Regions from separate parts of the Homo sapiens genome. Here all the other regions are linked to region 1. A link is a loop called in an ENCODE intact Hi-C map of the cell type or tissue named here. Cell type or tissue: mammary epithelial cell. All regions are shown on one strand. Each heading gives the region's core, and the rest is flanking DNA. Links, peaks and the distances in the headings are about the cores only. Region 1 has its middle 76 kb from the start of CD28. Region 2 has its middle 44 kb from the start of RAPH1. Region 3 overlaps RAPH1 (Ras association (RalGDS/AF-6) and pleckstrin homology domains 1). Region 4 has its middle 50 kb from the start of CD28. Region 5 has its middle 23 kb from the start of CD28. Region 6 overlaps CD28 (CD28 molecule).

Region 1 (5,628 bases), core at 866-4,865:
CTCGATTTCTCACCGGGCCTTAGCTGCCTTCCCGCGGGGCAGGGCTTGGGACCTGCAGCCCGCCATGCCTGAGCCTCCCACCCCCTCCGTGGGCTCCTGTGCGGCCCGAGCCTCCCCGATGAGCGCCACCCCCTGCTCCACGGTGCCCAGTCCCATCGACCAGCCAAGGGCTGAGGAGTGCCGGCGGACGACACCTGGACTGGCAGGCAGCTCCACCTGCAGCCCCGGTGCGGGATCCACTGGGTGAAGCCAGCTGGGCTCCTGAATCTGGTGGGGAAGTGGAGAACCTTTATGTCTAGTTCGGAGATTGTAAATACACCAATCAGCACCCTGTGTCTAGCTCAGGGTCTGTGAATGCACCAATCGACACTCTGTATCTAGCCACTCTGGTGGGGCCTTGGAGAACCTTTATGTCTAGCTCAGGGATTGTAAATACACCAATGGGCACTCTGTATCTAGCTCAAGGTTTGTAAACACACCAATCAGCACCCTGTGTCTAGCTCAGGGTTTGTGAATGCACCAATCAACACTCTGTATCTAGCTACTCTGGTGGGGCCTTGGAGAACCTTTGTGTCTAGCTCAGGGATTGTAAATACACCAGTCAGCACCCTGTCAAAACAGACCACTGGGCTCTACCAATCAGCAGGATGTGGGTAGAGCCAGATAAGAGAATAAAAGCAGGCTGCCCAAGCCAGCAGTGGCAACCCACTCGGGTCTCCTTCCACACTGGGGAAGCTTTGTTCTTTCGCTCTTTGCAATAAATCTTGTTACTGCTCACTCTTTGGGTCCACGCTGCTTTTATGAGCTGTAACACTCACCGTGAAGGTCTGCCGCTTTACTCCTGAAGCCAGCGAGACCAGGAGCCCACCAGGAGGAACAAACAACTCCAGACGCGCTGCCTTAAGAGCTGTAACACTCACTGCGAAGGTCTGCAGATTCACTCCTGAGCCAGCGAGACCACAAACCCACCAGAAGGAAGAAACTCCAAACACATCCAAACACCAGAAGGAACAAACTCCAGACAAGCCACCTTAAGAGCTGTAACACCGCGAGGGTCCGCGGCTTCATTCTTGAAGTCAGTGAGACCAAGAACTCACCAATTCCGGACACACTATCATGACTAGAGATGTGCACCGACGCCAAACCCAAAAAGTTAACTTTTTTTTTTTTTTTTTTTAAGATGGAGTCTCGCTCTGTTGCCCAGGCTGAAGTGCAGTGGCGCGATCTCGGCTCACTGCAAGCTCCTCCTCCCGGGTTCAGGCGATTCTCCTGCCTCAGCCTCTGGAGTAGCAGGGACTTCAGGTGCCCGCCACCACGCCTGGCTAATTTTTTGTATTTTTAGTAGAGACGGGGTTTCACCGTGTTAGCCAGGATGGTCTCGATCTCCTGACCTTGTGATCCGTCCGCCTCAGCCTCCCAAAGTGCTGGGATTACAGGCATGAGCCACCGCGCCCGGCCCCAAAGTTAACCATTCTTTAACCCAAAAAGCTAGGTGGGTTTTTGCTTGTTTGTTTTGTTTCTGTTTTCAAACCAGCACGACCTGTGGTGACCAGTAATGGGAAAAATGGAAGAAGCTCTCTAATCCTGTCCGCAGCTTCCCTGCCCATCACTCGTGCACACCCACATCCCCCTCAGGCCCACAGGGTTACTTTATGATGACCACTGGCATGTTTAGATTTCTCAGATGTAGGAAGAACTTCAAAGCACAAATTCCTTTCATGGGGACACAAGTTTTAAACTATGTTTCATAACTGTGAGCAATAGAAAAAATGGGGCCATCTAGGGATACACACTTAACATTCCTGGGACTCTGGACATACCACAATGCTCACATAATTCTGTAACTAGAATGTTATAGTAAGCTTTTTGCTCTAAGCAATTCATGGCAGATAATTTAAATAGACATCAAATCTAATGTGTTGTGAAGAGAAATGCTGCCTGTGGCTTCTTGGTTCTTTATGAGAGTCAGTGTATGCAAGCATCTAGTGTAGTTCCTGGCCCACGTTAGACCTTGAGCCCTTCTTCCAAATGAGCCTCAGCTGCACAGAGGCTGTGAAATGCTTCCAGCTAGTTTCCCTCCCATTGCAAACAGATCTTGGCCTAACACCTGCTCAAAGTCCACTTATGTCACCCCATCTGTGTTTCTCAAAATCGGATCTACAGCCCACCTCCATCTCAAGCACTTGGTGGGGTGAGAGTTAAAAATGCAGATTTCTAGGCCCTTCTCCAGGCCTACAGAATCCAAAGCTCTGGGAAAGGGGCCTAAGGATCCACCTTTTTATCAAGCTCCCAAAGTCATTCACTAAAGCTTGAGAATCCCTGATATAGAGCTTCACAGTTCTATCCCTCTATTAACTTAAACCCTGGAAAAAGAATTTCTGCACAATGTCAACAGAGCCTGTTACAAAAATGACTTCATTGTTACTTAAAGTTATGCTCTCTGTCTTTATGGATGTCTAATTCAAGAGCCATCTGAGGGCTCATTTCAGTATCTTTTATACTGAAGTTAAGATTCTGTTCACTCCATAAATCTCTGTATTTTATACAAGAACCCATACCATTCATTGGTCATTTCATTTATTTGCATGGAGAAAAAAAAATTATCTGCTGATGGATTTATTTGCTTCCTGTTGTCAGAAAATGAAAAATATATAACTGTGTTTCTCTTACAGCTTTAGCTACTGGAAATCGTGTAGCAATTTTCTTACCTAAGTGTGGCAGTCTGTTCAATTCTGTGCTCCATATATATTTACTGTTTCTTCTCCTTTGGGGTGAACTCTGTTTTGTTTCACATTTAAATGGCATAGGCAGTGACTTCTGAACCACTTTAGACAGGGTATAAATTTTTACAAACTAGAGAGCATTTTCTTGCAGTGTTGTATTCTTGGCATGCAGCAATTCCTGAATAGCCACTTGAGTCCAGATAAGAACTTGCTTGTTGTAGGATGCAGGACTAGTAGTACTGTGTTCTGTGCAATGGGTCTCTTCATAGGTTTGGATACTTGGGTCCGATTATATTTGTTTTGCTCATCTGCTTTTACAAATGCAAGCCAGAGACAGGGAATTATGATGCGCTTCCAATGCTTTCAGAATCCACTCGCCCTTTGTAGACCATGAATTTCTGAAGCAACATAGAGTCTCCATGGCTACCTGACAAAATTACTAAGGCTGCCAGCGCCTGCTTCTATGTGACTGAGTGTGAACTAAACAAATTACTACAGCCAACACAAGTAGAGGATTTGCATCTCTGACTCCTGTAGGGGGAGATGTTGAGCATCCAGCTGAAGCCCAGCAATATTCCTGGCAGTGGCTGTATCAAGATTTGCTTTGGTGGTAGCCAAACCCTCATGCATAGGACGTAGCCCCATGAGTCATTTTCACCCCCAAACCTCCTACTGTTTATTAATCACTTATGGCAACCACATACTCATGGTGAAGTTTTAGTTGGAACAGCAATGAATTTTGCTTAACTTTGCTTCCCTGTATGAGTCCTGCGCTTCCCTCAGCACCCAACACCAAAGCACTAGTTACTTAACTGACTCTTTCAATGTCCCCAGAAGTTTCTTTTTAAATTATTTTATTTATTTTATTTTTACAAAAATTCAGGTGGTAAAAATATGGAATGCTTCAGGAATTTGCGTGTCATCCTTGCACAGAGACCATGCTAATCTTCTCTGTATCATTCCAATGTTAATATATGTGCTTCTGAAGTGAGTACTCAGAAGTTTCTTTATACATACCTATCATGAGACAGCTTCCATTTCAGTCCAACTCAAATACAATGAAGAAATCCTCTTTGAAATATCCCTGCTGAACTGTTATTATCCACACCACCTAATAACAAAATTCCTTAAGGGCAGTATGGCCTAGGGTTTAAGTGCACACACTTTGGGTTCAAAAAGACCAGGATTCAAATCCTGGTCCTGCCTCTTACTATATGTGTGTCATTGGGCAACTTACACAATCTCTCTAAGACCAGTTTCTTCATCTGCAAAGTATGGATATTAGTAGTACTATTTCAAGAGTAGTTATTATAACCAAATGATTTAAGAATTTAGCACATAGTAAGCACTTAATAAAATAGTATTTATTAGTACTCACAGAGTAATCTGCTCTGAGATGAACAGCTCTATTGATAGCAAGTTCTTTCTTATATTAAACAGATAAAACTTTGTCCCATTTGTCTCACTCTTTCTTCCTAGTTCTGCCTTCAGAAGCTATCCAGAATAAGTATATTCCTTATTCCACACAACAGCACTTTGAATATTTGAGGGAGGTATATTTGAGAACAGGTATCATTTTTTTCCAGTTTGACTTTATCTAGTTCCTTCAACTGTGTCCCACATGACTTTGGATCTGTCACCATCTGTGGCAGAGCTAGCTAGATGCTCCCCAATCCCATTTCCTCTTCTTGGGCATACAAGAATACCCTAGCCATTGGGTTGGGGCATGTGACTGGGTTTCGGCCAATAAAGCAAGATTAAACGTATGTGTGCTATTTCTATGCCAGGCCATGTGTCTTATGAGATCTTCCTTGATCTCTTTCACTCATTGACTTGCTTAGTGCAGAGGATCCAGTGGAAAATTCTCAGGACACATAAGAGGCATGGAATCTGTGAGATGGAAGACGCTTGAATCCCTGCGTCAGCACATAGAAGGCTACCTCTCGTGCACCTGTCAGACTGTGGCATGAGTGTTGTATTAAGCCATTAAGACTTGAGAGTTGGGCCAGGTGCAGTGGCCCATACCTGTAATCCCAGCACTTTGAGAAGCTAAGGTGGGAGGACTCCTTGAGTCCAGGCATTTGAGACCAGCCTGGGCAACATAGCAAGACCCCCATCTCTACAGAAAACTTAAAAATTAGCTGGGTGTGGTGGCTCTCTTGTAGTCCCAGCTACTTAGGAGGCTGAGGTGGGAGGATAGGTTGAGCCCAGGAGGTCGAGGCTGCAGTGAGCCATGATCACGACACTGCACTCCAGCCTGGGTGAAAGAGCAAGACCTTGTCTTAAAAAAGAAAAAAAAAGCTTGAGTGTTTATTTATCACTGCAATATATCCTAGCCTGCCATGGCTAATGTATCTTTGTAGTTACCATTCTCTGGACATGCACTAGCCTGTCAATATCACTTTTAAAAGGTGATATCCAGAAATGAACACAATTTTTCAAATGTGACCTGATCCTGATGGAATAAAACTGGAAAACTACTTTCTTCTTTTGTTGTTGTTGTTTTTTTCCTGAGTACCATATTTATTTTTTTTAGTGCTTTCCAAAGTTGCCTTATGCTTAGCAACCACATTACACATACACAGGTGGCACAAGCTACATTTGTAGTTAACTAAAAACACTGCAGTATTTTTCAAGCCAACTGCCATCAAGCTAAGTGTGGCACAGTCAGTGTTCACCAAATATCCCATTTGCTTTCCTGCACTTCCCAGCCTCCCTCACAGTTTGGTTGGGGCCATCCATGTTTATAGTTTCAGGAGCAGAAATAAAGTGTCACTCCTGGGCCAAGGCAGTTAAAAGCCAGTATGCCTCTTCCATTCCTCTCTTCCCCTGCTGCAGATACCTTGGAGGACACATTCCACGTGAAGGTAGGCTTCCCATCAGACTTTGCATCAATGAGAAATAA
Region 2 (5,628 bases), core at 904-4,903, 200 kb after region 1:
GGAGTCGGAGGTTGCAGTAAGCCCAGATCGCGCCACTGCACTCCAGCCTGGTGACAGAGCGAGACTCCGTCTCAAAAAAAAGCGAAAGAAAAGAAAAAGAAAAAAGAAAATATTTGCAAGTATTCACAGACCGAAGTCTGAAATGTGGTGAGCCAAAACAAGACATCTGGATGATATGCAAGTTAGTTGACAGTTTTATGAACCACAGGGTAGGGTCAGGTTAAGGACTATGGCATACGCCAGTACATGAATGATTTGAATGAAGCTACATGGATTTGAACTGTTGTTGTTGTTTTCTAGTTTCCCAAGTATCAGGAATCCCTGATGCAACCTTGACTGAGCCTTTACTATTTTAAATTCTGAAATGACTAGCCCAATTAAAATAATTGACAGTATTAAATGTATTGGGAATAGCAAAACAATATTCAATACTTATTTATAATTCAATTCAATTTATAATTTCTGGACCTGTTCCAGAATTGAAAAAGACAGTATACAAAGAGAAAAATTACCCACTTCAATCTCCATGTTGCTACATTATTAAAAGGGAGTGGGTTGGGGGGATGGGGCGGGCAGCATGAAACAGCAATCTTTAAGAGGGTTTTACTTATTCAGGTTTAAAATAAGGTAGGCATTCATTCAGATGCCTTACAGGGGTTAATTCATGATTACTTGAGATCCTGACAGCTAACGATCCAGGAAAAAGGAAGGATCATGGGAACCCCTGGCTTTACCCTTCTGTGTGTTCAGCTAAGAATGAGAAGGCCCTTTGGCATCATGTGCCTTTCTTTGCCCCGAAAAGCTGAGAGTAGACATCAGCTCTGCTGTCAGATTGGCTAATGAATGTGCTGGCATGCGCCAGTGGCAGCTGCACGTGCTTCCAGAAAACTCTCCTCCCCACAAATCAGCCTTTGTATTCCTAATCCTGGGAATCAGGGTGCCATGCATGGAACTACAGCCGCTGCTATATCAGTCTAGGAAATAAACAGCACTAACTCCAGGCCACAGAGCTGTCAATCTGTTTATAATTCCAAAAAGCCCTAAAAATGCTAATATATACCTTTTTAGATGTCTTTTACATAAGGATTGGTTGAAATGTAAAAAATGTACTTTACTCAGATGTTGCTGCTCTATTCTTTTTAAAGTAAAGAAGATAAATTGTAAAGAGCCTTGGCTATTTTTTTTAAATAGAATTTTTAGTTTCTTTTTGTTGTTGTGTTTTTATTTGTTTGTTTGTTTGAGACAGAGTCTCACTCTTTTGCCCAGGCTGGAGTGAACTGGCACGATCTTGGCTCACTGCAACCTCCGCCCCAGGGGTTCAAGTGATTCTCCTGCCTGAGCCTCCCGAGTAGCCGAGATTATAGGCATCCACCACCATGCCTGGCTAATTTTTGTATTTTCAGTAGAGACAGGATTTCGCCATGTTGGCCAGGATGGTCTCAAACTCCTGACCTCAGGTGATCCACCTGCCTCAGCCTCCCAAAATGCTGGGATCACAGGCATGAGCCACCACACCCAGCCTGGGAATTTTTAGTTTCAAACAGAGGGGAAGCATTAAAAAAAAAAGTTTACATAAATGCTAGATTATTTACCATTACAAACAGAATTGCAGGCATATGCAATGAGTAGTTAATACTCTAATGTCTATTATTGGCATGCTTTTATTTTGTTTTGTTAAAACAGTCCATACTTGTCTCTATTCACTATTGAAGGAAATAAAAATATTTCACCCCAGAATATATTTATTTGACATACTTTGTGATGGCTCTTCAGAGGGCCTGCAAAGAGAAGTAGCCCTGGAAAGCTGTCTATTGTCAGGAAAATATGCATCTGGAAGCTATACATTGCTGCAGCCAGGCTTTCTCTGAGACTTTCCCTTGGCTGGATCTAGGAAAGATTAACTGGAAGTCTGACACCTTCAAAGGTCTGAAGGAATCATTTACCTTCTATTCTCTCTGAGGGCTGCTACCCGGCAGGCAAGACTACCTTTGCTAGCCAGGCCTCCTCTTCTCCCTCTCCCATAACCTGTTTTGTCACCATAAACTGTTTTGTCACAATCCAAGCCCCCCCCTTCTTTGTGTAAGCTCAAGATGGCTTATAAGCTTCTGAACCCCACTGAGGGATCAGGGTAATCACTCTGCGGTTCTTGTCTGTGTACACATTAATACATTTATATGCCTTTTCTCCAATTAATCTGCTTTTGTGAGTTGATTTTTCAGCCAACCTTCAGAGGGCAAAGGGGAAGCTTTCCCTTGGCCCCTACACTGCCACTTCATACCCTTATTTATAGAGCACTGTCATAATCATTCTATTAATCATATGATTAGTACAAGTCTTCGACACTGTACATGATATTTTTAGACAATGCTGAACAGTGATTGCAATCTTTTAGTAATTTCATAAATGTAGAGACCTCAGCTTTCTCTCTTGGGCTACATTAAATACATTCACCACATCAAACCAGAGCCACAAATTTCAGTTTGAGTCAGTTGTGTTTGTTTTCTGTTTATTTATAAACCCTGCCTCTTCCCAGAAAGGATTTGAGGCTGTTCTTACAGTTGGTTAGTCACACCAGTCCTTCTGAGACCAACTGTTGGTAGAAACCAGTATTTCTGGTTCCTTACTGCCTGTGGAACCTACGAGTGCTGATTCATAGCAATCAGGGACCTGTGCAGACTGGCTCAGATAACCACCAGTAGAACTGGCCATGCTGGCTTGCTTCATCAGCCAAGAGAAGTGCCAGCCAAGGTCCTGAACTCTACAAAGCCTATGTCTTTCTTATCAGTATAGAATAGGCAATCACTTCCAACTCTATCTCTTACTCTACTAGGAAAAAATATACCCAACTTAAGAAGAATTTCTCAAAGACATCATGTCCTGGGCTCTGACTGTCAAATGTCAACATCGTCAACATAATCACACTGCTGCCAACTCATGGGATACATATGTGTGTTCTGTCATCAGTGTACTTTCTTCTCATACAGACAGCTTTCCAAATCTAGCCTTCCTATTCACATATTTATACTGTTCATTAGGAGCCAGAGATTTTCAAGGGAATACCCTGCTAAATGGCTGGATGGGTGATCAATGTTTTGATAGCCCAGAGACACAATGTTCCTTCTGCGTTATGAACTTGTCACCCCTCATTTAACTCTGGACAGTTCTTATATAAGGGCTTTCAGAGGCAGGGAGAAAGATCTGATTCCACAGAAACTGGGGTTGATGATCCAAGTGGCAATTTTCTCCCTTGAGTAAGAATTAAATCAACACACTAGTTGAAACATGACCAGTCCTGGCAAATTTTGATTTTCTAAAAACACACCATTGCTTGAAACCAACACCAGAGTAGTTTCAAGGTTTTCAAGGAAAACTCTTCCCCTCAAAATGATATTATTTCTTTTCTTCCATCAGAAAGTCTTTCATGAAAGAAAGCAACTCCATGTTCCCAGATCTAGTACAATATCTAGTACATAACTCATAGTGGTATCAATAAATGTTAAAGGAATGGATGAATGAAAGAATTCATGAATAAATGAGTCTCCTCCTCTTTAACTCCCCCCGCCCCTGCTTTTATCTCCAATCTCTTGAACAACGCTTCTTTAACTCTAAATACCTCAAACTGTTAATCCACCAGGTAAAGGCTTTTATAGAAGAGTTGTCAAATTGAAAGAGTGAAAACATCTTCAGGAATAAGATAAAGTCAAACTGTCTCACTGTAATCCCTAACAGTGTTGGAACATTCCACTTTCAGTGTTAATTTCAATAAATAAAAATAATTATCTAATTTTATCTCAATGATGTTTCCATTGTTTATTTTTTTACATATAGTATCCATGTGGAGTGTTTACTCTTACATATATCAGGGATTGTTTATCTAATTATCTGATCTCTATCAGCACTTAAGGTTGTAAAAAAAAAATAGTGTAGCAATATTGTCTATCTACATGTCTTCAATCCAAAGAAGAAAAATAGTCTTAAAATAGAAGACAGTATTTACAATGGTGGTGAACTTCAATAAACAGATTATATATTCTCTCTGTGTATTTATTCCTACCCAAAAGATCTCTCTCTATCCCCACAGGACTGATTTGAGGTCAAAAGGGGGCATGCATGCAAATGGCTTTGAGAGGTACAAAGCAATACAGAAATAAAATATATCGTGGGCATGTCGCTAGTTCCAACTACTAGCAGGCTGAGACAGGAGGACTGCTTGAGTCCAAGAGTTGGAGGCTAGCCTGGGAAACATAGCAAAATCCTGTCACTAAAAAATAATAACTTTTAAAAAAAGAAATAAAATATATTATTGTTGCAATCTTCTTTTGTTTCCATAATCATCAGCTAGTTAATTCTACTGAAGAAGGCAAGAGGAAGGTTTGTCATACAATTTTGTAGCGATAGTCCCATTGTTTCATCTGTAACCACTCAAAAACACCATCAAAGACAAATGCTTGGAGTCCAAAGAGAAGTGACACCAACCCAAATGCCCATCAATGATAGACTGGATAAAGAATGTGGTATATGCCATGGAATACTATGCAGCCATAAAAAGGAATGAGATCATATCCTTTGCAGGGACATGGATGAAGCTGGAAGCCATCATCCTCAGCAAACTGACACAGGAACAGAAAACCAAACACCGCATGTTCTCACTCATAAGTGGGAGTTGAACAATGAGAATACATGGACAGAGAGAGGAGAACAGCACACATCAGGGTCTGTTGAGGGATAGCGGGTGAGGGGTGAGGGGAGGGAACTTAGAGGACAGGTCAATAGATGCAGCAAATCACCATGGCACGTGTATACCTATGTAACAAACTTGCGCGTTCTGCACATGTATCCCTTTTTTTTGTTTCAGAAGAACTAAAGAAAAAAAAGAAAGACAAAAATTTTTTAAAAAAGAGAAGTGTACAAGTCAGGAGGAGAAATTGGCACTCCAAGACAGAAAAATCAATGACTAAAGTAGCTTCATACTAAACCCTTTGAAGTGGAATCTTCTCTGCTATGTTTCCTGATCTACTCCAGACATCCACCACTTCTGGTGCCTAGTGATACCTGGTTGCTATTCCCTTGTATTAAAAAGTGTGAATAGCAAGTGTGAAGACCAGCCACTCCATTATCTCAAAGAAGGGTTTACATTAGCATGTGTGAGAAAGACTCAGGTAACCTCCCCAAATGGCAAGTGTGTGTGTGTGTGTGTGTGTGTGTGTGTGTGTGTGTGTGTGTGTTTGAGACAGAGTTTCACCCTCTCGCCCAGGCAGGAGTGCAATGGCACCATCTCGGCTCACTGCAACCTACGCCTCCCAGGTTCATGTGATTCTCCTGCCTCAGCCTCCTAGGTAGCTGGGATTACAGGCACACACCACCACACCCGGCTAATGTTTTGTATTTTTAGTAGAGACGGGGTTTCACTATGTTGGCCAGACTGGTCTCGAACTCCTGACCGCATGAACCGCCCACCTTGGCCTCCCAAACTGCTGTAATTACAGGCGTGAACCCGGCCGGCAATGTTTTAATGCTTAATCCATTATGGAATAATTTTCTCTTGCTGTTGCATTATTTCCCTGACATTAAAGCACAGAGCAGTTGTCCTAACAGGAAAAACTGTGATCTTTGTGTCATTTGTTTTGT
Region 3 (5,628 bases), core at 987-4,986, 300 kb after region 1:
TTAAGATGCGTGAGGGACAAGTTATAAACTAATCATTAAGGATCTTCTAATACCGTATGCATGTCTTTCTGTCTGTAAAATGTGCTCATTATAAAAGTTCATACAGTATAGGGGCAAATTGAAGTAAAACGTGAAAAGTTCCTCTCTCCCAGCAAGCGCACTTCAAATGGTATCTAGTGGTATCCATGGGTATCACTGTGAATACTGCAAAGATACCAGTGCTCAATGGTATAATGTTTAATATAAGAGTTTAATGTAAGGTTTGGTGAGTAAACCAGGACTATAGCAGGGAAAGGAGTTAAAAAGCCTTATCTAGCTAGCCTGTTCTTTTGCCTCACCTAGGAGTATAGAAAGGTGGTTTAACAAACCCGGAACTTGCTTCCATTTGCTTTTTTCCTAGGTCTAGTCTGTTCTGATTCAAATAAAGTAAACTGAGGCAAGCTTAATATATCCTGAACTCATGTATCAAATTGTCTTTAAGTGCAAATACAGTTTTAAAAATATTTTAGTTTTTCATGCATGGCGTTAAATAGTTCTATGAGATATGTTACGGAAAACTATCCTCTACTCACATACACATCATATTCTGCTTCCAGAGGTAAGCAATTTTTGCTCATTTAGCTGATTCTTAGGGACTTTACCTCTTTATCATTAAGTCTACATACACATTGCCATTTCTTGATTTTCTTTTTAGTGGTATGTATTACCTATTGACTTCTCACTCTACTCCAGAAGATGGAGGGTATAGCTGTCTATATACAGCTTCTTCTCACTTCTCCCTTCCTGTTTTTCCATTCTCCAAATATATTTTGATTGAGCTCATATTCAGTGTTTATATTAAAATGACTATATACTTGAAATTTACTGCTAACCTCCATATACTCTTGTGACTACATCCCCTTTCTGGAATATCATTTTACTTTTACTGGAATGAATATATGTTTAAAAATATTTAATTTTCTATATGGTGATCACTGTTTCAACTTCAGACTTTCTCCCAGTTGATTAAATCTCTCTGGTTCAAGCCAAATTAGCGTTCCATTAATTGCATCTTCTTAAAATTCTATTTATTTCTTTTCTTTCTTTTTTTTTTTTTTGTAGTCTTCAGGATTATCCTTAGGTTTTTTTTCCTAGGCTGGTGAGCTTCTCTGGAGAAGATTCTTCCAGTCTTCTATGCTGGCTGCCAGTGTTTTAGTAGCCCATTTGGGAAAGAAGGGTTGGAACATGAGGATGGTCCCCATTGTTCCAGTCTATGAACTTTCATCAAATCCTTCTAGGTCAGGGTTTCTCAGCTATCAGCACTATTGACATTTGGGCTAGATAGTTTTGTGAGTGGCTGTCCCATGCACTGTAGGATGTTTAGCAGCATCCCTGGCCTGTACACACTAGATGTCAGTAGTACACATTTACCTTCTTCAGTTGTGACAACTAAAAACGTCCGTAGACATTGTTACATGTTGCTTGTAGGACAAAATCCACCCCCAATTGAGAATCACCACTGCTCTAGGTAGAGAGGGTTAACAGTAGGCCTGAGTCCTTTTCTTCGTGGAAAATGACCTTGGGTTTTCCTTCTCCTGGCATTCTTTTCCTGGACACATACTGGATTAAGAATTAAATATAGAATATCTCCAGGTAATATTGTTTATTGTGAAACTGACCCCTGTTGGTGAGTGTATATGGACCAGGAAGACTGTCCATGAATGAATAAATTAGCCTATGAAAAGACATAGACCTTGACTTCGTGGTGTGCAGTGTAACTCTTTTTTTTTTTTTTTTTTTTGAGACAGAGTCTCACTCTGTTGTCCAGGCTGTAATGCAGTGGCGCAATCTCAGCTCACTGCAACCTCCGCCTCCCAGGTTCACATGGTTCTCATGCCTCAGCCTCCCGAGTAGCAGGGATTACAAGCACATGCCACCACGCCTGGCTAATTTTTGTATTTCTTTTTTTTAGTGGAGACAGGGTTTCGCCATGTTGGCCAGGCTGGTCTCGAACTCCTGACCTCAAGTGATCCACCTGCCTCGGCCTCCCAAAGTGCTGGGATTACACTGTGGGAGCCACTGCACCTGGCCAGCAGTGTAACTCTTATAAATGAGCATGAACGTGTTCTTTAAGGGGCCCTGGAACTTAACCTCATTGGCTGTTAAAAGGTACTGCTGGTTCCCATGGAGCATGAAGTTTCCCTAAGCCAGGGTGTTTTCTGCACTTACCATGTGGTCTCTTTCCCTTACAATGAGCTATTTATGGGCCCAAAAAGGGCCTGTGGTGAGCTGTATGGACTCCCTCAGAAGATGGCATGTCTCTTTTTATTTATTCAGAACTGAGTGAATCTGGCTTCAAGCTATGGTCTGTTGGGTCTTGTCAGCGAATGTTAATCTGTACCTGAGACCACTGCTGGTGGGTGAGTGAGTAAAAGAGGGAATCTGAGAATTAGCTGCTTTCTTAAATGTGTTTTCAACCATTCTTCCTGCTTTTAGTCGCACCATCACCTGTCTACTCTTGCTTCTGAGGACTTCTGAGGTTACACGATATAAATTGAGTGCTCCTCTGCTTTTCTCCAGTGCTGGCCCAGCATTCAGCTTCTCTTGGATTTGCTAAATTGGTTACCACTCAGCCATATGCTTTTTTTCCACATCTTCCCACCCCCATTTTAATCCCTGTAAAACAATGCTTCACAACTTGGGCTACTTTGTCCTGCTGGGTATATGCAACATTTTTGGTTGTCCATCAAGGGCGTGTGCTACTACTGGCATCTAGTGGGTAGAGGCCAGAGGTGCTGCTAAACATCCTACAGTGCACAGGACAGCCCACATGAAGGATAATTATCTGGCCCAAAATAGAGCCAAGGTTGAGAAACCACATTTTAAATCGTGTGGCACCTGTTAGTCACGATCAGCAAGGTGGCAGTTATAGTACGTTGTATGAAGTCCTTCTGTTGAAAGTTTCTAATAAAGATCAAGAAAGTACCAGCATCAAATCTTCTTAGATTTAAGGAAATATAGGTATCTTTGGCCAGTCCCTCTCTCCTGAACTCCAGGTGCATATATTCCATCTCTAATCAATATCTCTATTTGGATGTCTAATTGTGTATTATATTTCTCCAGAGAGATAGAACCAATAGGATATGAGTGGGGATTTATTATGGAAATTAGCCCACACCATTATGAAGGCTGAGAAGTCATGTGACAGGCTGTCTGCAAGCTGGAGACCCTAGGATGGTGGTAGTGTGACTTAGTCCAAGTCAAAAAGCCTCGGAACCAGGAAAGCCCATGGTATAATTATCAGTCCTAGGCTGAAGGCCTGGGTACCCAAGGGAGGCTGCTGGTATAAGGCCTGCAGTACAAAGACTGGAGAGCCTGGAGTTCTGATATCCAAGAGTAGGAGCAGAGTGTCCCACCTCTAGGAAGGATAGGGAGGAAATCACCTTTTCTCTGCCTTTTTTGTTCTATCTGGGGCCCTCAGTCAATTGGATAGTGCCTACCCACAATGAGGATGGATCTTCCCCACTCAGTCCTGGTTCACACACCATCTCCTCTGGAAACACTCTCACAGACATACCCAGATGCTTTACCAGTTCTCTAGGTATTCCTTAATCCAATGAAGTTGATACCTAAAATTAACCATCATAAATAGATTGCTCAAATTTAACTGGTCTAAACCTAAAGTCCTGCTCTTTCTCTTCAAACTTATTTCTCCCACTGTCTTCTCTATCTCAAATAATGGATATTCCATCCGTCTAGTTCATCAAGCAAACTCCTTGGAGTCTTTATCTACTTATTTTCTTTCTACCTCCCTTTCAATCCAGCAGCAAATTCTGTTGGCCTTATCTTCAGAATATGTCTAGAATGTGATCACTTCTCACCGCCTTCACTGCCACCAAGCCAATATCATCTTGATTTAGATTTTTGAATAGGCTTCCTTCTGGTCTTTCTGCATTCACCTTTCTCCCTTAACAGTCTATCATCCACACTGCAGCCAGAGTGATCCTTTTGAAAGATAAGTCAGATCATCTCTTTTCAAACCTAAAGGCTTTGCATCTCATGGTATAGCCCAAACCCCTATAATGCCTATAAAGCCTTGCCTGATCTGCTTTCCCATTACCACCTATTTTTCTTCCTTCTGTCCCTTACCCCACTAGCCATACTGTCCCATACTTGTTCTCAGCCAGTAGCCAGAGCCTGCCTCTTAGCCTTTGCACTTATTCAACCCTGCCCAGACGCCTTTCCCCAGTCTTCTGTGTAACATTCTCCTAGCTACCTTCTGGAATTTGCTCAAATGTCACTTTCTTATTGAGGCGTTCTTTGATTATGCTATTTAAAAATGGAGCTCCCCTTACTCTGCCATATTATTACCTTTTTTTTGTTTTGTTTTGTTTTGTTTTGTTTTTTTTGAGACAGATTCTCGTTCTGTCACCCAGGCTGGAGTGCAGTGGTGCCATCTTGGCTCACTGTAACCTCTGCTCCCTGGGTTCAGTGGATCCTCCTGCCTCAGTTTCCTGAGTAGCTGGGTCCTCAGGCATACAATATCATGCCCATTTAATTTGGAATTTGGAATTTTATACATGACAGTGTATTTTTAAAATGAAAATACTTTGTAAAGCTATTAGTTTATAGCAAATTCAAAGGATTTTTTTCATCATAATATACACAATCATCAAGTTTTCTTAAGATTCAGCAAAACCTTTTGCTAAATTTAAAGGAATAGGTAAGGTTGGCACAGTGACTCACGCCTGTAATCCCGGCACTTTGGGAGGCCAAGGCAGGCGGATCACCTGAGGTCATGAGTATCAGACCATCCTGGCTAACATGGTGAAACCCCATCTCTACTAAAAATACATAAATTAGCCAGGCATGGTGGCGGGCACCTGTAATCCCAGCTACTTGGGAGGCTGAGGCAGGAGAATCACTTGAACCTGGGCGGCAGAGGTTGCAGTGAGCTGAGATGATGCCACTGTACTCCAGCCTGGGCGACAGCAAGACTCCGTTTCAAAAAGTAAAATAAAATAAAATAAAGGAATAGGTATCAGATGAAAAAAGAGGCTGAAGATTTAGTGAAATCCAGGGGAAAAGCCTAATTCACACAAACATATTTCAAATAAACCCCCCCAATAATCACTGGCACATATGCCTTGACTCTTATTGTTGGTGTTTCTTGGAAATCTGTGTGTGTGTGTGTTTTTTTTTTCTGCAGAAGTAAAAAGCATCTTTAGGTTTAGGTCTGTTTTTGTTTTGGGTTTGTGGAGGGCTGGTGAAGGACCTTTTTTTTAGACAATAATAGAAATATATTCATGTGGCCTGGTGCAGTGGCTCACGCCCGTAATCCTAATACTTTGGGAGGCCGAGGTGGGCGGATCGTTTGAAGTCAGAAGTTCGAGACCAGCCTGGCCAACATGGTGAAACCCCGTCTCTACTAAAAATACAAAAAAAAAAAAAAATTATCCTGGCGTGGTGGCAGACACCTGCAATTCCAGCTACTCGGGAGGCTGAGGCAGGAGAATCACTTGAATCTAGGAGGTGGAGGTTGCAGTGAGCCAAGATCATGCCACTGTACTCCATCCTGGGTGACAGAGCGAGCCTCCATCTCAAAAAAAAAATGTGTATATATATATATATATATATATATATTCATCT
Region 4 (5,628 bases), core at 913-4,912, 130 kb after region 1:
TCATTCTCATCAGCTTCTCTTCCTGTCTGAAACTGATTCCTCATCCCATTCTTAGGACCTTCTTTGCACTGTCTGTCACTTCCCCTTTTCTAACTCTCGTTTCTTCATCTATCTCTGTCTCCCTTGCAGACCCTACTTTCTCTTCTTGTCCTGGGTATAAAGCATAATATATGGATCTACTCTCAGGCTTCTTATCTCTCTGGGCCTCATTTTTGAAGATCCTTTATAGGTAAAAGATCCCCAAGTGTGCCAGTTCTGATTTGAACTCCAGGTTCATATTGTTCACTGCCTGCTAGAGATCTCCGCTGACATACATCTCAAACTCAGTATGTCCAAACTCCACTTAACCTTCCTTTCAAGCCTGTTCCTCTTTTCCAGACACTAGGAAAAAAAATCTAGGAGTCATCTTCAATTATCTTCTCTTTCTCATTTCCCACATTTAGTTACAATGTCCTATATGTTCTTTTTTTTTTTTTTTTTTTTAGACAGAGTTTCGTCCATCACCCAGGCTGGAGTGCAATGGTGCAATATTGGCTCACTGCAACCTCCACCTTCTGGGTTCAGGTGATTCTCCTGCATCAGCCTCCCAAGTAGTTGGGATTACAGGCACTCACCACCACACCTGGCTAATTTTGTATTTTTTTTTAGTAGAGATGGTGTTTCACCATGTTGGCCAGACTGGTCTCAAACTCCTGACCTCAGGTAATCTGCCCGCTTCAGCCTCCCAAAGTTTTTTTTTTTTTTTTTTTTTTTTTTTATGAAGTCTCACTCTGTCGCCCAGGCTGGAGTCAATGGTGCGATCTCAGCTCACTGCAACCTCCGCCTCCTGGGTTCAAGCAATTCTCCTGCCTCAGCCTCCCCAGTAGCTGGGACTCCAGGCGTGAGCCACCATTCCCGGCTAATTTTTATATTTTTAGTAGAGACAGGGTTTCACCACAGTGGCCAGGCTGGTCTTGAACTCCTGACCTCATGATCCGCCCACCTCAGCCTCCCAAAGTGCTGGGATTACAGGCGTGAGCCACCACGCCCAGCTTCTATATGTTCTTTTTACACGTTCTCACTTTCACTATTGCCTTCTGTCTGGATTGTTCCAAAAGTCAAGAGATGGTTCTACATATCCAGTCTCCTTCTTTCCTGACCCCCAATATACCCTATACACTGCTTCCAAAGTAACCCTTGAAAATATGGTTCTTTATGGTGTCACTGCCCTGCAAAATGAAGACCCAATACCTTAAGATGCTATTCAAGCCCCTACAAAATGGCCTGCCTCTGACTGCACCTGCTCATGAATTCTTCACTGCAATAATACTGGATGCTTCAACTACCAGAGTACCACATTGCCACTGTCTATGGGTGTTACTTCTACCCAAAATGTTCTTCTCCAACTCTGGAACCCTCTCCACCCATTAAAACTAAGGAACATTTCAAATTCTGCCTCTTCTGTGAAAACTTCCCTGTTCTCTTAGAAATCTCTCCTTTCTCTATGAGACTTAGAACTCAGTGACATTAAGGTAAAGAAATGTCTTTGCAAACTTGCAAATGTGTGTGGAGAGTCTATGTTGCGTCAAACCTTGTATTCAGGATGTAGAGAATACACAGTCCCTGTTTTTCGGGAACTTCTGCTTCTTGGGGATAGAGAATGCTTAGCATACTAAATTATAACCGTGGCCAGGTGCGGTGGCTCATGCCTATAATCCCAGCACTTTGGGAGGCCGAGGCAGGCGGATCACCTGAGGTCAGGAGTTCGAGACCAGCCTGGGCAACATGGCAAAACCCTGTCTCTACTAAAAATACAAAAATTAGCTGTGCATGGTGGCAGGCACCTGCAATCCCAGCTACTTGGGAGGCTGCGGCAGGAGAATCGCTTGAACCCGGGAGGCGGAGGTTACAGTAAGCCAAGACATGCCATTGCACTCCAGCCTGGGTGACAGAGCAAGACTCTGTCTCAAAAAAAAAAAAAAAAAATTGTAACCATGTGTGCATTCTGTGCTACAGATACAGGGAAGGGGCACTGAACCCAGCCTGGGGTGTCAGGATGACTTTCCAGAGGAGCAACACTGGAATTGAAGAAAGAACAGTTGTCCAGACAGAGATAGGCGTGAAGAACATTTCAGAAGTAAAACATCACATATGGAAAGGCATGAGAAACCATGTTCCATTTCAGGAATTCAGGTAACTCAGTTGCCTGAAGTATAAAGTACATAGGGGGCCAGGCACTGTGGCTCAAGCCTATAATCCCAACACTTTGGGAGGCCGAGACGGGTGCATCACCTGAGGTCTGGAGTTCGAGACCAGCCTGGACAACATGGTGAAACCCCATCTCTACTAAAAATACAAAAAAATTAGCCAGCCATAGTGGCAGGTGCCTGTAATGCCAGCTACTCAGGAGGCTGAGGCAGGAGAATCGCTTGAACCCGGGAGGCAGAGGTTACAGTGAGCCAAGATCGTGCCACTGCACTCCAGCCTGGACAACAGAGGAGAACCCTGTCTCAGTAAAATAAAATAAAAGGCATGGGGGAGGCGGGACAAGAAGCTAGAAAGGCAGGGACGAGTTGCAAAGAGTCTTGAGTGCCTGTATCAGTTATCTGCTGCAGTGGTGCTGCATAAAAATCATCCCAAAACTGCGGCTTCAAATAATAGCCATGCCTGGTGTGGTGGCACCCACCTATAATCCCCGCTACTCCGGAGGCTGAGGCGGGAGGATCACTTGAGACCAGGAGGTCAAGGCTACGGTGAGCCATGATTGCACCACTGCACTCCAGCATGGGTGACAGAGCAAGACCCTATCTCAAAAGGCCATTTATTCTTGCTTATAAATCTGTGGGTCAGCAGAATGGTTCCTCTGGCTTGAACTGGGGTCATGTAGGCATATGCAGTCAGAGTGTGCATTGAGAAACACTCCTGCTGATCTTGGCAGAGCTGTCTCATGTGTTTGGGAGTCAGGGGCTATGAGGGGTTTAGGATGGCCTTGAATCTTCTCCACATGTGCCTCACATTGGCAGTACGTTAGCCCAGGCATGTCATGTCCTCATGACAAGGAAGAAGTGAAAAAGAGAACACACCCAATCATGCAAGAGGGCAAGAGGAAACGCCTGCGCTTTTCAAGCCTCTGCTTGCATCATGTTTGCTAACATTCCAGCGCCAAAGCAAGTCACATCAATGAGCCCAGAGTCAGAATGGGAGGGAACACAAAGGTTCAGGGCAAAGGCTGTGAAAACTGGGAGGGGCCGTTAATGCAATCAATCTACCATAGTGTAGAGGAGTCTGAATTTTTATACTTAGAGGCATGTTGTCATTCCTATTGATTAGAAACTCTTGAGCAACAGGACTGTATTTTATTCATTACTATATCTGCCATAGCAGTTAGCATAATAATATACCCAAAGTACACATTCAATAAATTTTGGTAGAGTATAACTGAATCCCTAGTTTATACAATAATTTATTATATATACTAGCTGCAAGTTTTCTAAACACTTATCAAGTACATTTATATTTTCAATCTATATCATCCTTGGAGTACAGAGTTCTATCTATTTATTACCTGCTGTGTAAAACAGTAATGCCTGTTCACTGCCTAAACACCACCTCCTTTAAGCTTAGCTGGGCTAATTCTAATGTTGAAAGGGAAGGTGAACAAATATGTGGGTTTTTTCCCCAGTCTTTCCGAATTTTGCAAATTTCAAACTGGCCCTCCCTCTTCCATAAAAAAGACTTCAAGCTTCTTGGCCTGTCTTCCAATTGTTTAAACAAAGATTTTTCTCTCTACTGGAGCAATTAAAACGGCCCCCATGATGGCAGAGGAAATGCTTTGGTTTGGTTTGAGGCTTCCCAAACATCATTACAGACTAAGGACACCAAATATGTAGCTGACAGCAAAACAGTTTATAATTATGCACCAAGAAACAACCCACCGAAATCCCCATTCTATGCATAGCCTGTCTCCCTGTGCCCTCATTCCTATCTCCACAATCCCACCCACAGTTCTCATCTAGAAAGGCCCAGGGAAATAGCCTTTCTCTGGTCACTAAGTGGTAAATACATTGGAGTCATCTTTGACTCCTCTTTTTTTTTTTTTTTTTTGAGACAGAGTCTCGCTCTGTCACCCAGGCTGGAATGCAGTGGTGCGATCTTGGCTCACTACAACCTCCACCTCCCAGGTTCAAGCAATTCTCATGCCTCAGCCTCCAGAGAAGCTGGGACTACAGGCACGCACCACCACACCTGGCTAATTTTTGTATTTTTAGTAGAGACGGGGTTTCACCATGTTACCCAGGCTGATCTCAAGCTCCTGACCTCAAGTGATCCACCTGCCTTCGTCTCCCAAAGTGCTGGGATTACAGGCATGAGCCACTGCCTCGGCCTGACTCCTCTCTTTCTTTCGCACTCCACGTTCAGTCCAGCAGCAAAGCATGTCAACTCTGTCTTCAAAATACATCCAGAGTCTGACCACCTCTCATCACTGTCACTGCTATTATCCTGGTGCAGACCACCATGAGCTCTCATTTCAATGATCAAAATAGCCTCCTACCCACTTTCCCACCCACCATGTCTTCCACACGATAGCCAAAAACGTACGCCTGATCATGTCATTCCTCTGCTCAAAATCCTCCAGTAGATTCCTCTTACTCAGAATAAGAGCCAAATTCTCACCTCAGTCTGTAAGGACCCACATGATTTCCCTGCACCCTCATCTTATCACCTTCCAGTGCTTTCTTGGCTCACTTTGATCCAGCCAGGAAGATAATGGTCTTCCTGCTGCTCTTGAATGTGCCCACTGTGCTGCCTCCTCAGGGTCTTTGCCTGTGATGTTCTTCAGCCTGGAGTACAGTTGCCACAGACACCCACATGGCTCACCAGTTCCCTGTTCAAATGTCGCCTTATCAGAAATTTTTCCCCACCTACCAGTTATGAATTAGCACTTGTGGCTCCCTCCCCACTTCATTACTCTCGATTCCCTCCTTATTTGGCATGTTATATATTCATTTGTATATTGTTTGTCATTTGCCCTTCCCACTAAAATTTAAGATCAGCGACAGCAGAAACTGATCTGTCTTGTTCACTGTTTTATCCTCAGAAACTAGAATATAGATTAGGTAGATGGTAGACCTTCAACAAATAATTTGAATAAAGTAGCTATGCCCTACCCACACTGCACGTAAGCATTAGGCACAGGCTTATTCTGAATGAAATTTGTTGTGTTTTATTCATTCCTTCTTTTTGATTCATTTCTCCAAACTACCCAGGATTTACATTTGCCTATGATACTAAGAAACTTGAGGAAAATGAATGCTGTAGTATTTAAAAAGGATCAACTTTAGATATTTGCTTTAAGAAAAAGGGAAATAAAGTTTCCAGCCAAATTCCTAAATTAATGTGCATGATAATAAAATAAACTTGCCTAATCTTCCTGGAATCACTTGGGTAATTCCGAACACGGAGCGATAATACCACAAGCTTCTCTAAATGCAAGGCAGACACTTGCAAACCTGAGCTTTTAATACCAAACAAGTGCCAACTTTTTTTTTTTTTTTTTTTTTTGATATGGAGTCTCATTCTGTCGCCCAGGCTGGAGTGTAGTGGCGCGATCTCAGCTCACTGCGTGCTCCGCCTCCCGGGTTCACGCCA
Region 5 (5,628 bases), core at 746-4,745, 99 kb after region 1:
GTTGGGATTACAGGCACGAGCCATCGCACCCAGCCAAAGGCTGAGCTTCTTAAGGGCAAGAACCACGTCTGGTTTGTCCACCTGTGTACTCCAGCAGCAATACAATGCTTGGCACATAGCAGGCACTCAACAAAAATTTGGTAAGTGGATTAATCAATAGTGAGTATTCCCTCTTATAATAGGGGAATATTTTCTATAATATACAATGTACACTCTTGGCTCCTACATGAGAGCAGTCGTGGAAGGTAGTGAGCTGGGTGAAATATCGAATATTCAAAAGCATCTCTCTATTTTATGGACCAGAAGTGATATCTCATTTGGCCTAGTTTGTCTGTCACCTGTTGATCCAGCTGCCACAATTCACCCTACTTGTTGTGCCAGAATCTAACAACTGGGGTGGATAATTCTTATTCCAGGAAAGATGGTGATATGAAGCACAGAGCTGTTTAATCTCTGGAACCATGGAGTTTGGCACCTCAATGATGTTCCAATCCTGGCTGGCTAAGCACTCCTTCGGGCAAACTCTCTCATGTCAGTGTCATGGTACAAGTCAACTTTTGGGTGGTAGTCACCTTCCTGCAATTCACTTCCTTTGCAAGCCATTCATTCATCCAACAAGTGATTAATGAGAATTTTACTCAGTGATAGGCCCATTAGTATGGGCTGGGAAGACAAAGACAAAGCATTACCCTCAAGTGGCTCGTAACAGACAAGGAAACCAATGACAACTTGCACAAGGTGAGGTTCTACTTTCACATTGAGAGAAGCAGAGCACATTATCCTGGCTCATAAAGAACTACCTTTCTAAAATATCTATAAAACTATTTAAATGAACCAACCTGCTAAGCACACCCACAGATATGTTCATGTGTATGTGTAGATGTATGTATATATTCACATTTGCTGTCTCTCACAAGATCCTCAGAGTATCAAAGAGAAAATGAATCTCCCTCCCAGGGGCATATGAACCAGACTTTACCATTCAACGCAATTACTGTTGCTTTAAGAGAATGTCTGGAGCTGCTGCGCTGCCCAGCCCAGTAAGCACAATGGAACATTTTCCTTGAGATTACCTCACTCTTACTGACCCACACAGGAAATAATTATTTTGGTAGTCACCAGTAAACAGTGAAACACACTTACTTGAAAAATAAGCTCTTTTTGACCCTGCAAGACAGTGGCTTCACAAGTATGGCTGAACCTAGTTTCCATCCAAATTCAACAATTTTGTACGTAAATGGTGCCTTATTCTTGGATTGTGGGTTCCCAGATCCAGACCACACTTCAGAGTTCTGCCAAAATGTCACAGCAAACAGTGGTTTCCTTGTATTTCTGGCTAGAGAAGAATGTAGCATCAAAGAACTATCAGATTTCTTTCCCAAGATAGAATATGAAAATTCCACAGATGCCCTAGCAACACATTTAAACACTGTAGTCATGTCTGAGAAAGTGCTGCTGCTCTTTCAGACGTCAATCATTGGGTGTGCCGGAGAAATATGGCAATGTTTAAAGGAGTAAGTATCAGTCTTGGGCAGGATTTTTGAGTTGAAGTGAAAAGTCTAGATCTCCACTCCCTTTTCTGAGGCCTAATATCATAGCCCTTTCTTTCTCTATGTAAGCATAAGTGATGCCATTTCTGGATTGTATCCTTAAAGGGAAGAGGCAGGCCATATGGACTGGCAGATTTACATGATAGAAGGCACCTGGGTTCCAGATCCTTGGGCTGCCATACTAGACCTGGGCTGCTTAGGTCGAGATTTTTAGATGAGACAGGAGAAATCATCTCTATAGTAGTCCCCAAAAGGCTGCACCCTCAGTGGAAACTGCAGAGTGTCCCAAGAACCTATCTCTGAGAGAAGTAAGGCTACCTGTTGAAAACAGGTGACTTGGGGTAATGACACCATGTTCTCAACTAACATTGACTCTATTCTACTGAAATCCAAAGTCACTGAATTAGGATAAAGGCTTGACCTCCTTGACAGAGACCCAAAATAATAGCAGTTTAGGTACACTAGATGGTTTCCCCTGTCTCATCTAACAATCTGGAACTAAGCAGTCCAGGATCAGTATGGCAGCCCAAGGGTCTGGAACCCAGGTGCCTTCTATTGTGTAACTCTGCTGACCTCAGACCTATATGGCCATGGCTGTTCTCAGCTACATGTTGGGAATTCTGTTACTATAGAAAAAAAAAAGGATTGATTTGGGGGATAGCCAGTAGTTTGCTACAGTCATCAATTTTCAGATAACTCCTTTGAATGATGGACGAGACATAGACTCTTTTGTTGCAAAGCTATTGCAGTGTGCCTCCCTCCAAAACTGCTCCATTTATCAGACTAGCTGCACCATCATGACACACTGGTATGCCTAAGCAAGGAAAGGCTGTGAGAGTAGAGCTACTGTGTGTAGTAACCCCTGACCAGTTGAGTAAGCAGGGCTGTCCCTCCCCCTGGGAAACTCCCTTGCTGATGCCTCTGCTGGGTCTAAGAGTGTTACCTTTTTCCTGTAGACCAAAGACTCTGCTTTGATGACCATAAGCCCCAGAGGTTATTCCATGGTGTAAGAATGTCCTTGTCTCACTCTGTCTTCTCTATGGCCCTGATAGGTGAGCAATCTAGTAGTGAGTCAGAGACTCAAAGCTCCCAGGCAGTTTCAGCTTTGGAAAGGAGAGAGGGTTTCTCCAACGCTGAAACCCAAAAGGAGTAAAGTAAAAGAAAGGGGCTACATGGCAACTTGGAACTTTTGTGTGGATTTCTGAGGTCACTCCAAGAAATAGGTTATGTCAACAGGAAGCTTGGGGGTAATTGATCCAGCCCTCTTCTTGGGTCATTTTGGAATGAGACTCACTAACTGCTAAAGCTATAGAGAATTCCTGAGCAGGGACTTCCCAGAGATTTTCCTTCACTACAGAGGAAAGAACGAGGGGCTCCATACTGAATGGATTAGAATCCCACCTTCTGTTTACCAAACTGCAGGATATGCTTAATATCCTGGCATGAATAGGCCATCACTTGGCGGCGGCAGACAGCACCTGTTTATGGTGTCTAGTCTGTTCAAATGAATTCAATGACGCTCTAATATCAAGTAATATAAAAATACCAAAGGTATGGATGTTCAATATCTCAAAGATCAGCTGAGAAATGAATCAGTATAGGGGGCCAAACTGAAACAATTTCTATTGAGAGAGAATGAAACAGAAGTGAGTTTGTTTTTGCGTTATTAGCAGAAATTGTGATATATTACTACCAAATTATGATTAAGTCATAGCAAAAAAAGTATTTGAGTTGAAAAATATTAATTCTCCTTTATGAAAAAACAAAATATCTTCTAAACATAGATCTACAAACTATAGAAACTTTGAGATTTAAGCAATCTCACAAAAGTTGATTTTAGTGATTGTATATAGTACATGTGTGGTGGCTGATATATAATGTTCACACACACACACACACACACACACACTACAGGGTACAGGACAATAAAATCTTAACAATGATTTTAATTACGAAACTCTTCCAAATTCCAATTTAGGTCTCTGGTCAGGGAACATTAGGACATCCTTTTCCTGTTTCTGCCTTGTCCAAAAGCTGGGACAAACTCTTGGAGGGGGTCCAGGATGTCAGGAAGAAATTATTTTAAGTGTTGTTATGTTTGGGAGGGGCAGCAAGGCAACATGAATTGAGCTCTATATCTACATCCACGTATAGCAAAATAAAGCATGCCCCGAAAAGACTCTGCTTTGTTCATTTCTGGCAGTGGGCAAGGGAAATTGCACAAATGTCCTACACAAAACCTTAGTCACTCCTTCCTTCATTCCCTTAGCACGGTATATGTCCCTCCATTAGCACTTACCTCATTCATTACACTGTAATTATTTGCTCACAGGCCTGTCTCCAGCATTGGCCTGTGACATGGGAAAGAGTTAAGAATACTAGCCCCGGAGCCAGATTGCCTGGATTTGAATCCTAGCTCTGCCATTAACTAATTTCTGTGACTTTAAGCAAGTCCCTTAACTTTTCCAAGCCTCAGTGTCTCCATCTGTAAAAGTTAGTAATTATCTGTTTAATATGATGCCTGTGAATGTTTTAAGACAAATGAGTGAAAACTACATCCCATTTTAAGGCACATCTTGAATAACTGTTAGCTGTTCTTAGTATCACCATCTAGAGATAAACTGCATCCTTTTCATCTTTGCATCCCCAGCCTTCATAGTGTGGCTAACTCCTGAAAGTCTGTAAGTTGAATGAACTAAAGAATGAGAAAATGTGGTGGAGAAAAGGCAATCCCCTCCAACGCCCTTAATTCACTCCTCTCCAAAGCAGCAGAAAAGCCTGGTAAGTTTTGAAAGAATAGGTATGTGTGGCCCAGCCCCACCCGGCTTCCTCTTGAGCATAAGCTGCCTTCATGGGGCCCTTGCCAGACTCTACCCTTCCAGCTTTGCCCTGGTGAGTAATAGGCCTACCCCTTTCTTCCCCATCTTCCCCTGGGGGACCAATTGCCCACAAAAAGCAAACACTCAAGGCTGGGTACAGTGGCTCACATCTGTAATCCCAGCACTTTGGGAGGCTGAGGCAGGCAGATCACTTGAGGCCAGGAATTTGAAACCAGCCTGGCCAACATGGCAAAACCCCACCTCTACTAAAAATACAAAAACTAGCTGGGCACAGTGATAGACGCCTGTAATCCCAGCTACTTGGGAGGCTGAGGCAGGAGAATTGCTTGAACTCAGGAGATACAGGTTGCAGTGAGCCAAGATTGCACCACTGCACTCCAGCCTCGGCAACAGAGCAAGACTCCATCTCAAGAAAAAAAAAAGTAAACACTCTCTACTTTCCTCCAGGAATAGACTCTCCCTGACATGGTTTGGTGCCATCTGAGACTGGGTAGGAAAGACTGATGAATTCTGGGCTCGGCTAGTAGATTTATAGGTCCTTACACTAAGCCATTCCTCCAACCTAACTTGACCAATCACTAACATGGTATTTTGGCTTTCATCTGCCAGTCATTTGGATCATTCCCCAGTATGTTCTGTTTCTTGGGCCCTCTCCAAAACTCTAACAGTGGCTTAATAACAAGAAGTATTTTTTAAGATTTTTAATTTTTCAGAATTTTAATACAGGGCTGCTCCTGGGAGAAACTGAAAGTACCCAGATTTCTGGAGGACTAACAGTCGAAAAAATAGGGTACTGGCATTAGCTGGGTGCAGTGGCTCACGCCTGTAATTCTAGCACTTTGGGAGTCCGAAGCAGGTGGATCAAGGTCAAGAGATCGAGACCATCCTGGCCAACATTGTGAAACCCCATCTCTACTAAAAATACAAAAATTAGCTGGGTGTGGTGGCGTGTGCCTGTAATCCCAGCTACACAGGAGGCTGAGGTAGGAGAATCACTTGAACCCAGGAGGCAGAGGTTGCAGTGAGCCGAGATTGCACCACTGCACTCCAGCCTGGTGACAGAGCGAGACTCCGGCTCAAAAAAAACAAAAACAAAAACAAAAACAAAAACAGGGTGTTGGTTGTTCTCTTTTTGCCTGTCCAGATCTATTTTTAGCTCTTCTCTTCTTTGCTGCCTCTCAGGAGTTGACCACCTTGGACCGCCTCATCTAGGCTTTCTTGCCTTCTGGCTTCCAGCT
Region 6 (4,000 bases), core at 1-4,000, 52 kb after region 1:
ACTTACTTATTATCACCCTAACTCTAAACACAGCAGTGGGATGAAAATGACAGATGCATGGCTGGGAACAAACACCACGCAGAACCTACAGCACCCATGTGCATTGAGTATGTGTGCATATGTGTGCAGGAAGTACCTACCCTATGTGTCTGTGTCATCTCCACCCCTTCAACAGTGAATGTCAGCTAATGATATGTAATTTCTGGACCATTCCTCCTTTGCCCTTCTCCCCATGCCAGCCTTACCCACTTGTTTCCTGGGAACAGCAGCAATACACAGGGCATATGCAAGGTAATCTACTTAAGTACGTGGTCTTCAAGAATCTACTGGATTATTATAAAAAGCAGACACTACCTGTACACACACTATCTACATTCCTCACATTATGATCTGCAGTGGGGAACATAATGTTTTTTAAAAAGATTTCTTTAGGAAAACGGGCAGCTTTACCAGCACAGCTGCATGAATGGAGAATTGAAAGACAGTGACAGGTGCTGGCCTGTGACAGCTTGACCAAAGGGAGCTCTTTATTTACTCAAATGTCAACATCAGGTCAAGAACTGAGATAGAATCTGCAGCTGCTCCCAGAAACCCGCTCAGCCTAGAAACCCACTCAACCCAGAACTGCCTACAGTAGCATATCAGGCCCTCAGGAAGTTCCGGAAAACAGCAACTTACATCAAGGCACGCTGCAGACCAGCCAAAAATAGGATCTCAGAAAATTACCCAGGAAACAGCTAAACTCCAGGGATCCATAATGGCCTAGATGCCCAACTCAGCAAGGTACTTGTTGCTTAAATACCAACAGCAGGAAAAGATGAGCCCAGAGTAAAAATACTATGTTATTCTACGAAATATAGACAAACTTGTATTTATACTCTTTTGGTAAGAGAGTACAAAGACCCAGGTTTGAGATGCAGATAAGTGGTAGTTTTTATTGGGTAACCGAATTGACTACAAGAGGCCACAAATGACAGGACTGCCCAATTCACAGGGGGTCTGTAAGACAAAGTAAAACAAAAATAAAATTTTTTTAAAACAAAGCAAGATGAATCTCACTAGGAATTAGTAGTACTGCCAAGGAAAAACCCAGTGTGTCTATGATGTGTCTGAGTTGAAAGTGAACGGTTTAAATTCATTGAAAGTGAGAAGCTGCTTTTGTCCCTTTGGGTGACTCAAGTCACTCAACAAATTGATGTCTCATTATAGTAACTGACATTCTAATGAATATTTATAATAAGTTTTCAATAATGAGCAGTGTCCTCTGGCCATTGAAGGTTAAAGTAATTCCCAAAACTACTTTCTGCAGAGCTAGTAAATTACTTTGACCTAGGTCAGCATATCACAGGGGAATGCCTTTCCTGGAGGGGTATCCAAAGGGCCACTGCACCTGGCCTTTAAGTTAGAAAGTTGAGATTCCCAATAAGAGGATTGAAAAGCCATATGGTAGGCATAAAAGCCAATGGCCAGAGATTAAGAAGAAACAAGAACTAAGAATTCTAAAAACTCGAAAATTATCAGCAAACACCAGAGGATCAAAGTTAGAAGGTAAGTTGGATGAAGATACCAAGATCTGGAAAGGTGAAAGTAGTCAACTAACATCAGAGGCAGAATTCAGGCAACATTTTACAATACCAAAGCCCCACCTTCAGGGTTGGGCAACTTGCAGAAGGCAAGCCAGGCAAATTCTTAAGATGATACCTAGTATAAAGAATTTCCAGGAACAAGCAACCACTTTGTTTCCTACCCTGCGGCAAGTACAGAGTAAGCAACAGGCAGCCTGACAAATGTCCATCTGAGCCCTAGGGTCTTCTGAACTGCAAGGAGCATGTGGGGAACAACTGAAAGGTAAGCTTTGGCAATAGGCCAAGAAGAGTCTAAAAGAATCTAAGACTGGATAATAGGAAGGCATGGCTGTGGATCCAGGTCTGTACCCGCAGTCACCAAGCTGACAGTAAACAGAATGACTTCATATGATATGGCTTTCAGAAATCACTGACCCATCTATGAATTAGGTACATATACAGATTATGCCTTAAAGATGAGTATCATACTTCAGGCAGACTCATTTAAATCCTTAATTTGACCTCTCTGGAGGTTATCAATTCATCAATCCAATAAGCATTCATTAAGCACCAAATGTACTTAATATCAAATGGAGAATATCAAGAGAAATAGTCTTTTGGAGACTATCAAGAGAAATAGTCTTTTATGTTTGAGAATACATTTCTCATTGAAGAAATGACTCATCCATGCATGTAACTTCTAGAAAAAAATTCAAAGACAACATGGAGTCAATACATTCTGTACCATACTATGTACCTAAGAAGTTTCTGAGTAAGAACAAGGGTCACTCAGGGGTACGTTCTTAACTGTAGGTGCGTTCATCAAAATGTGTTCAAACCCAGGCCAAAAATTCAATGTTGAGGAAGGTAAAGAAAAATACACCACATTTATTACGTAAACATTTGCAAAAGTTAGTACTTCAATTCAGTGGTGAGAGCTCAGAAAATTCTAACTCCCATTATAGTTTCATAATGACAGCACCATACTTGGCCTCACACAATTCAACTGCTTCAGAGGAGAAAAAAAAATATGACTCAGATAAACAGATCTAGTTTCTTTGCTAGGTTTGAATACACAATTTCAGTAGCCAAGTTTCTCATGATTTTTGATCAAGCCAACATTGTCCATTGGCTTCAGTTGCCTAGCTTCCCAAGTTGCCTAGGTGTTTATACATATATACGCATTAAAACTGTTTTATGTGTCATAATTATATTGCAAAATGGGGAGAAGAAAGGCAACTGCTCCTAATCCCTCCACCCTAATTTACCCATTTAGCTTCTTATTTTGCCTCACCACCTACTCAATGCCTTCTGGGAAATCTAACTCATATCAGATTTTTATCTCAGATAGAGTTGAACAAGCTAAAAGAGAACCTACTCAAGCATGGGGAAAAGAAAATCATCATCCTATATTAAACAGAAAATAAACCACATAGGCAAAATTCTTGAATGTGTTCAGATTTCATGTGCAGTGGAAAAGTTACATAAAAGCAGTGCTGCTTCTCTTACCCAGAAAATAATAAAGGCCACTGTTACTAGCAAGCTATAGCAAGCCAGGACTCCACCAACCACCACCAGCACCCAAAAGGGCTTAGAAGGTCCGGGAAATAGGGGACTTGGACAAAGGTGTTTCCCTGAAAAACAAAATAGAGTGGATTAAATGATACAGGAATAGCAATTGAGTGCATTTCCTTCCTTGTGAACATCAGAGAAAAATGTGAAAGAAATAAAAATATTAAACATATCACCAGCTTAGAGTGAATAGATTTCCTCTTTGAGACTTACCCAACCCCACCACTGACCATGATCTGGTCAGTTTTCACGACCACAGTTGAAAGCCATTACGTTAGGATGGTACACTGGTAGACTTGTATTCACTTGACTTTGTGGATTCTACTGTGTGATTCAAAACGGTGACTTCCAATGGCCTTAACCTAACTTTATCCGTTTCTCCCATCAGAAGATAGTTAATCTAGACCCTAAACTGCATCCTTGGAATAAGTTAAATAATATGCATGTTTTCAAGCCTTAAGAAAATCATCAGCCTAATATGGCAGTCAGAACACTGGACTGCTAATCAGAGGATAAATTTCTAGTTCCAACCCTGTCTCATAGATTATATAATGACAAACAAATCACTTTGTATCTTTAGGAATCAAAAGGGGATGAGAAGGAACCTATAGAATTCTATTCAAAATTAGAGAAAATTAGAACTAGAAAGCATACCAAAAATCCTCTAGTCCATTGATTTTCCATCCTAGCTGCACAATAAATTATCCGAGAAAGTTTGAAAATATACTGATGTCCAGCACCCCTTCCTCAACCCATATCAATTACATCAGAATCTCAGGGCTGGAACTAGGCATTGGTATTTCTTTTAAAACCTACTCAGATTTATAATATACAGATAGGATTGAAAATTACTAAGTACAGGA

What was found. Peaks named below come from ENCODE experiments on the same cell type or tissue, not always from the same donor. Only the 100,000 strongest peaks of a DNase experiment are listed, where the experiment ranks them.
Region 2: it touches region 1 in a loop (4-fold over the local background); 3 of 110 quality-filtered maps call a loop at or near these places.
Region 3: a loop joins it to region 1, with 8 times the contacts of the local background. A loop is called at or near these places in 15 of 110 quality-filtered maps.
Region 4: it touches region 1 in a loop (8-fold over the local background); 13 of 110 quality-filtered maps call a loop at or near these places.
Region 5: a loop joins it to region 1, with 7 times the contacts of the local background. A loop is called at or near these places in 20 of 110 quality-filtered maps.
Region 6: a loop joins it to region 1, with 5 times the contacts of the local background. A loop is called at or near these places in 9 of 110 quality-filtered maps.

The regions. Positions count from the first base shown.
Region 1 is chr2:203,780,127-203,785,754 of GRCh38, reverse strand. It overlaps the pseudogene RNU6-474P. Among named protein-coding and RNA genes, the nearest start is that of CD28, 76 kb to the right of the region's middle. In mammary epithelial cell, for the core only: a CTCF peak has its summit at 3,263; a DNase peak (open chromatin) is centred at 3,334; H3K27ac peaks cover 1,288 bases.
Region 2 is chr2:203,576,273-203,581,900 of GRCh38, reverse strand. No RefSeq gene overlaps it. Among named protein-coding and RNA genes, the nearest start is that of RAPH1, 44 kb to the right of the region's middle. In mammary epithelial cell, for the core only: no CTCF peak of the experiment used is centred there; a DNase peak (open chromatin) is centred at 2,620; H3K27ac peaks cover 1,636 bases.
Region 3 is chr2:203,481,563-203,487,190 of GRCh38, reverse strand. All of the region lies in intron 4 of RAPH1 (Ras association (RalGDS/AF-6) and pleckstrin homology domains 1), which reads left to right. Among named protein-coding and RNA genes, the nearest start is that of RAPH1, 51 kb to the left of the region's middle. In mammary epithelial cell, for the core only: a CTCF peak has its summit at 2,752 (motif pointing left); no DNase peak of the experiment used is centred there.
Region 4 is chr2:203,654,265-203,659,892 of GRCh38, reverse strand. No RefSeq gene overlaps it. Among named protein-coding and RNA genes, the nearest start is that of CD28, 50 kb to the left of the region's middle. In mammary epithelial cell, for the core only: no CTCF peak of the experiment used is centred there; a DNase peak (open chromatin) is centred at 3,112; H3K27ac peaks cover 631 bases.
Region 5 is chr2:203,680,970-203,686,597 of GRCh38, reverse strand. No RefSeq gene overlaps it. Among named protein-coding and RNA genes, the nearest start is that of CD28, 23 kb to the left of the region's middle. RefSeq lists an enhancer at 2,469-2,518. In mammary epithelial cell, for the core only: no CTCF peak of the experiment used is centred there; DNase peaks (open chromatin) are centred at 1,067, 1,417, 2,497, 3,767 and 1 weaker place; H3K27ac peaks cover 4,000 bases.
Region 6 is chr2:203,728,847-203,732,846 of GRCh38, reverse strand. CD28 (CD28 molecule) reads right to left here. Exons shown (of 4, transcript NM_006139.4): 3 at 3,075-3,199. Among named protein-coding and RNA genes, the nearest start is that of CD28, 24 kb to the right of the region's middle. In mammary epithelial cell, for the core only: no CTCF peak of the experiment used is centred there; a DNase peak (open chromatin) is centred at 1,726; H3K27ac peaks cover 1,227 bases.